2 separate regions of the Homo sapiens genome follow, and region 1 is linked to region 2. The links are chromatin loops, found by intact Hi-C in ENCODE. Cell type or tissue: endothelial cell of umbilical vein. All regions are shown on one strand. Each heading gives the region's core, and the rest is flanking DNA. Links, peaks and the distances in the headings are about the cores only. Region 1 overlaps CDV3 (CDV3 homolog). Region 2 overlaps AMOTL2 (angiomotin like 2).

Region 1 (2,912 bases), core at 106-2,605, 790 kb after region 2:
CACATATATACCTATGTAACAAACCTGCACGTTGTGTACATGTACCCTAGAACTTAAAGTATAATAATAATAAAAATAAATAAGTATTTTGGGTTAAGATTCTGAAATACTAGCTAAACTAAACATGTGGAAATTGTCTAGTCAAGACTCTTTATCAGCCGGGCGCAGTGGCTCATGCCTGTAATCCCAGCATCTTGGGAGGCAGAGGCGGGCAGATCACTGGAGGTCAGGAGTTCGAGACCACCCTGACCAACATGGTCAAACACTGTCTCTACTAAAAATACAAAAATTAGCTAGGCGTGGTGGCACATGCCTCTAATCCCAGCTACTTGGGAGGCTGAGGCAGGAGAATCGCTTGAACTTGGGAGGTGGAGGTTGCAGTGAGCGGAGATTGCGCCATTGCACCCCAGCCTGGGTAACAAAAGCAAAAACTCTATCAAAAAAAAAAAAGAACGAACAAACCAAAAACACTCTTCATCCAACAATTGAAGGAATTGAAGCCCAGAGATGCTTAGAGGCTTGCCTAAATGCCAGTTAGCAGGGTAGAAATGATTTACATATTTTATTACTTTTTCATCTTTACATATTTCAGAAAGTATCAACTCTCCAAATGTCATAGCAGAACAAGAAACACGTTCCAAACGGTTATTTCCATGGGAGACAGGCTGAAATTCAGTGTTTGACCCAAATATAATATATAGCTTCCCATCAGCTAAATTTTATAAACAAACACTACAATACTGCTGTAAATTCATCACAATTCCACATATACGGTCTTAAATATGTGTAAGTCTGTAAGGCACTACTGGTAAGGTGAGGAGAATAATGATGCTACAAAAGGGAGACTTACTGAATATCTACTACAGCAGGCAGCATTCCACCCCACTGTACAAAGTTAAACCTCACAGTAACACTAAGGCAGCCAAGAGACCCACTGTATGTATGTATGAGGAAACATAAGTACCTTCCCCAGGGCTACAAAGTAGCAGAGCCAAAATAGTGTGGGATTCTAGAGGCTCTATTATTTCACATTACCTTTTAATTCATTTTATCCCCTTTATAGCTCTAAGGTATGATGCAAAAATATTCTCTAAGATTTGAGAAATGCATTTTCTTTAGTAAGGCTGATAGGATCACACATCCTGCAGCAGTATATTTATAAAGAATAGAACAGCCTTATCTCTTTACCTCAAGAGACATGAGAATTTATACATCCTAACTCCCCTTCCCCAACACTAGGGGGAAGCAGCTAAAACAAAAATCAGACTGGATTGAGCTGCTGGAATACCGGGCATCTCCACAGGTTTGTCCCTATTATACCTAGCATTGCTGCAACAGTAAAATGGGGAGATACACATGGCCTGATCAGCTATGCCTGGCCTGGAGGCTTAAAATGGCACTGCACCTCATCCAAAGAATCTTTCCTGACCCCTTCATGGATGATGAAATGTCTCTCCTCTGCCCCAGAGCACCATGCACATCTCTTTGAAATTATCTACTGTTGTCTATTACAGCATGACTTATTTCTACAACCAGAGAACCTCAGTGTCTAGCAGAGTAGTCACATAAGTATTTGCTAGAATAAATCCACCTTGGATAATGTAACCAGCTCTACCTAAAAGGTTTAAGTCTAGATTTCTCACCAAAGTTTCTAGAAAACCACTGGGCTCCAAGAACTCAATTATTTACTGAAACGTGACAAATGCTCAACAGTGTATACCTTCAAGAATTAAATCTTTCTAACATTCTCCCAAAAATCCACTTTAAAGATGGAAGTGGCTGGGCCTAGCAGCTCATGCGTGTGATTCCTTTGCTTTGAGATCACTTGCGGCCAGGAGTTTTGAGACCAGCCTAGGTAAAATAGACCTCATCTACAGAAAAAAAAAGTAAGATTAGTCAGGGGTGGCAACTCACACCTGTAGTCCCAGCTACTCGGGAGGCTGAGGTGGGAGGATCACTTGAGCCCAGGAGTTCAAGACTACAATGAGCTATGATCATGCCACTGCATTCCAACCTGGGTGACAAAGTGAGACTGTCTCAAAAAAATGAAAAAATAGAGATGAAAGAGGCCTACAGGGCCTACAAACAACCAAGGATCTAACTCAAATGACAGCCTCCTTTATAACCACCTCAATGGCTTCCCTCTCAAGAATCTGTCTATAACAGCATGACCTTGAATAAGATCTGTTAATTCAGACACAAAACTGGGCACATTAAGTACCTTGGTACTTAAATCTTGAGCTGGTTGGTAAATGTGAAATAGGATCTTAATATATAATACGTTTGCTGCTAATGAAAAATTTCCCCTTTCAAATGTACAGGTAAAGAACTAATATGCTAACTACTATAAGGACCAGGGTCAAGAACTTTAAGATTGTATGTGACATCTGGCTGGGCTCAGAGGCTCATGCCTGTGATCCCAGCACTTTGGAAGGCCGAGGTGGGTGGATCACCCGAGGTCGGGAGTTTGAGACCAGCCTGAACAACATGGAGAAACCCCGTCTCTACTAAAAACACAAAATTAGCCAGGCGTGGTGACACATGCCTGTAATCCCAGCTACTCGGAAGGCTGAGGCAGGAGAATCGCTTGAACCCGGGAGGCTGAGGTTGCGGTGAGCTGAGATCGCACCATTGCACTCCAGCCTGTGCAACAAGAGCGAAACTCTGTCTCAAAAAAAAAAAAAGAAAAAAAGACTGAATGTGACATCTGCAGCTCTCAGTATACCGAGAAATAGAAAAAGATAAAGCACATGTAGCAGAGACTGGTGGATCTGAGTGAAGAACATATGGGAAGGAGTGTTTCTCAGTGTTGCAGGTTAGTGGAATACCTCTACTAGGATGGCCACTTAGGGCCAATGACTAGATGCTAAGAAAACAAAAAAAACAATATAAAAGCTAGTCTAGGCCGGGTG
Region 2 (2,911 bases), core at 1-2,500:
CTCATGAGACCACCACTGCTGTCACTGACCCACGGTACCGTGCCCGCGGCAGCCCGCACTTCCAGCATGCTGAAGTCAGGTAACTCTCCCCACCTTGGGCTTTCCAACTCCTGGCTTTCTTCCAGCACAGGTCTCTCAGGGAGGAGAGCCTCAAGATCACAGCTTGTGTCAGAGCTAGCAAGATCCACCCCACCTCCAACCTGAGAAGGGAGAGCTAATGCCTGGCAGAGAAGAGGGACTTAGCTGAGGTCCCCTAAGAAGTTAGTGGTGTCCCTTGCCTTAATTCAGAGATAGGCACCATTGTCTGCTTAGCTGTAGCATTCAAGTAACTAGAGTCCCCAGAGTACACAAATTGCAGCAGGGGGTTAAAGGTTAGATTTCAGAAAGAACTTCCTAAAGGCAAGGTTGGGAATGATTGCCAAACTGTTTCCAAGTTAAGCAGGAAGAAGGTGGGACTTCCTTCTCTGGAGATTTTTTAAGAAAATATGAGCAGCTTGCTTTCTGTGATTATTGGGAGGCATTCCTAACTAGAGGCTGGAAAGGCCCAGTGGTCTGATTAGAGACCTCTCAGCATCTTACACCAGGGCAGGAGCTTACTTGTCTCTCCTCTTCATTTCCTGCCATATGCTCCCTGCGTCTGCAGCCTGCAGTGGGAAAGGATTCTGGGTCCAAGTGGGCCCTTTTCTGGTGAGGCTCAGGAGAGGCTGCTGGGCCATGGTAGGGACTTAGAGTTTGATTCTGAGTGTGCTGGGAGGCCCTCAGGGGATGTGATTTGGTTTACCTTTTCTAAATGCTCTCTCTGGCTACATGCAGAGCATGGTTTGTAAGGGGCCAGAATGGAAGCAGGAAGACCCGGGGAGGCAAGAAGTCTAGAGAGTTTGGAGAAATAAGTGTTCCTAGAAACAAGGCCCTGCCTCACGCTTCTCATCTTGCCCAGCATCTTTTCCAGAGAAGCAGACACAGCCATCACTGCTGCATCTCCCCCTATGGGAGTCCAAGAAACCCCACCAAGGGACCCCAAGGATTTCAGACTCTTCCTCTGGTGGCCCAAGGTCAAAGTCTGGTTCTCTTCATGCCTGCTGTGTTCCTTTAGTAAACACCCACTTTCCCACCGTCCGGCTTTCCTTGCTCTCGAGAAATGAGTGACATGATGGGGTTGGTATGGCGGAACCAGAGGTTGGAGCCTCATAGTTTTTCTCCAGCCTCCACCCCTCCAGACTCGCACTTTATCGCCCCTCTCAGGGCTCGGTCAGGAAGAGTTTCGGAAGCTGAGTGGTGGTTTCTTCTTTTGGACCAGCCTTATTGAACCCTGTCAGGAAAAGATAGTAATCACGGCAAGGAAGTAGACTGTTTGCAGGAGAACAAAAAGCAGGGGAGGGAGAGGACGAGGAGAAAGGAAAGCAAGTGTGAAGGGAAAGGAGTTGCTATTCTTTCTCAGAGCTAAGTCATCCCCAAAGAATGCCAGTTGTGTCTGCCTGGCCCAGTGCAGGGGGGAGCAAGTTCTTGAAGCAACCTTGAGAATGGCCATTTTAGCAGTGGAATGGAGAGTTTGAGCACTCCAGTGGGGACCCTCTTCCCAGCTCTTACTGGAAGCCCCACCTTAGGTAGTAGGAGAAATACATCTGCCCAATATCTCCTTTCAGATGATCCAGTGAAGATTATTTGTTAGGAAACGGGCTAGACTCCTAGCCTAGGGTCCTGAGAAGAGCAGGGGGGCCATAGGCTGCATGGCAGCAAGAGTCAGGGGCAGGCTGGGTGTGCATTAGTGCTGAGATGATGCACCCAGAAGGGGAATTCGGTTTTTGCGGGGCTTCTGGGACTTGGAAGATTCTTTGTGAAACTGAGGCAGTTGTGACACTGGGAATCACAAGGTCCCAGGAAGGCCCTTGGACTCCCCGTGCCTCTTGCCCTTTGCTCCTTCCCTCAACATGGAGCCCTGGGGGTGATGTTACACCAGTGCCAGAGGCCAATAGAATATTGTCCCCTGAACTCAGTGACCACAGTAGTCCAGAGGCAGCCCTTACTCCCAAGGAAACCAAGAGTTTGGGCCACATTTGTTCTCTAAACTGAGGGTAAACTGAGGCTCCTACTAGAAGAGATGGAGGATGGGCCACCATTATAGGAGCACCTGCCACCCGCCCAGCACTGGCCCAGCACTCTGCCAGGCCTTACATAGCGTCATCCTCAACAAATCCCAGCGAGGCTGGAGACCCTCATGATGCAACAGAGCAATGCCCAGTCTGTGGGGCTGAGGCACTCGCCCAAGGTTAAACAGCTGGAGCAGGGATTTGAACCCCTATTTGTCAGACTCTAGAGCTCAGACTCTTACCCTGACATTTGTCTCATTGCTCTAACCTTAACTGGAGTCTTCTAAAAATGACTCTGGGTGAGTGGGGGGTGGGGGGTGGCAGGACTTGAAATAGGAAGGAGAAAATGAGTGCTGCTTTGGCAGTCTTGAAACTGGCGACTCGTGTAATAGACACAAGGTTGCTGCTGGGGCCCAGCCACCAAAGTTGTCCTGGGGCCTGGAAGGTTATATGCTCAGTCATGATTGACATGGCCTCCAGCCCCAAAAATAACCTTCCATTGATTAGAAGTGTCAGGGTGCATTTTTTAAGATGATGTATTTAAGCATTAGTTGCTTAGGAGGCCCAGGATTGCTCAGGCTGATCCCCAAGGCCCCAGCCACTGTGAGGCGGGTATGAAACAAGCATCCTGACATTAATCCCCTCTAGCCCTGCTGTCTGACTCTTGAGAGCCTCAGGCAGAAACATTTGGAAAAGGCCTTCCCTACTGGTCCCTGCCTAACACTAGAGGGTTGAATAATTATCTGCAGTAATTTTAATAATATATTAATTATTGATAATAATTAACCATCTTCCCAGTATGCCTAGGAGTGGGGTGACCCCGG

The links. Peaks named below come from ENCODE experiments on the same cell type or tissue, not always from the same donor. Only the 100,000 strongest peaks of a DNase experiment are listed, where the experiment ranks them.
Region 1: it touches region 2 in a loop (4-fold over the local background); 6 of 110 quality-filtered maps call a loop at or near these places.

Annotation. Positions count from the first base shown.
Region 1 is chr3:133,577,137-133,580,048 of GRCh38, reverse strand. All of the region lies in intron 2 of CDV3 (CDV3 homolog), which reads right to left. Among named protein-coding and RNA genes, the nearest start is that of CDV3, 4.9 kb to the right of the region's middle. In endothelial cell of umbilical vein, for the core only: a CTCF peak has its summit at 1,241 (motif pointing right); a DNase peak (open chromatin) is centred at 1,278.
Region 2 is chr3:134,367,868-134,370,778 of GRCh38, reverse strand. AMOTL2 (angiomotin like 2) reads left to right here. Exons shown (of 10, transcript NM_016201.4): 2 at 1-79. Among named protein-coding and RNA genes, the nearest start is that of MIR6827, 1.5 kb to the right of the region's middle. In endothelial cell of umbilical vein, for the core only: no CTCF peak of the experiment used is centred there; DNase peaks (open chromatin) are centred at 378 and 1,298; H3K27ac peaks cover 2,435 bases.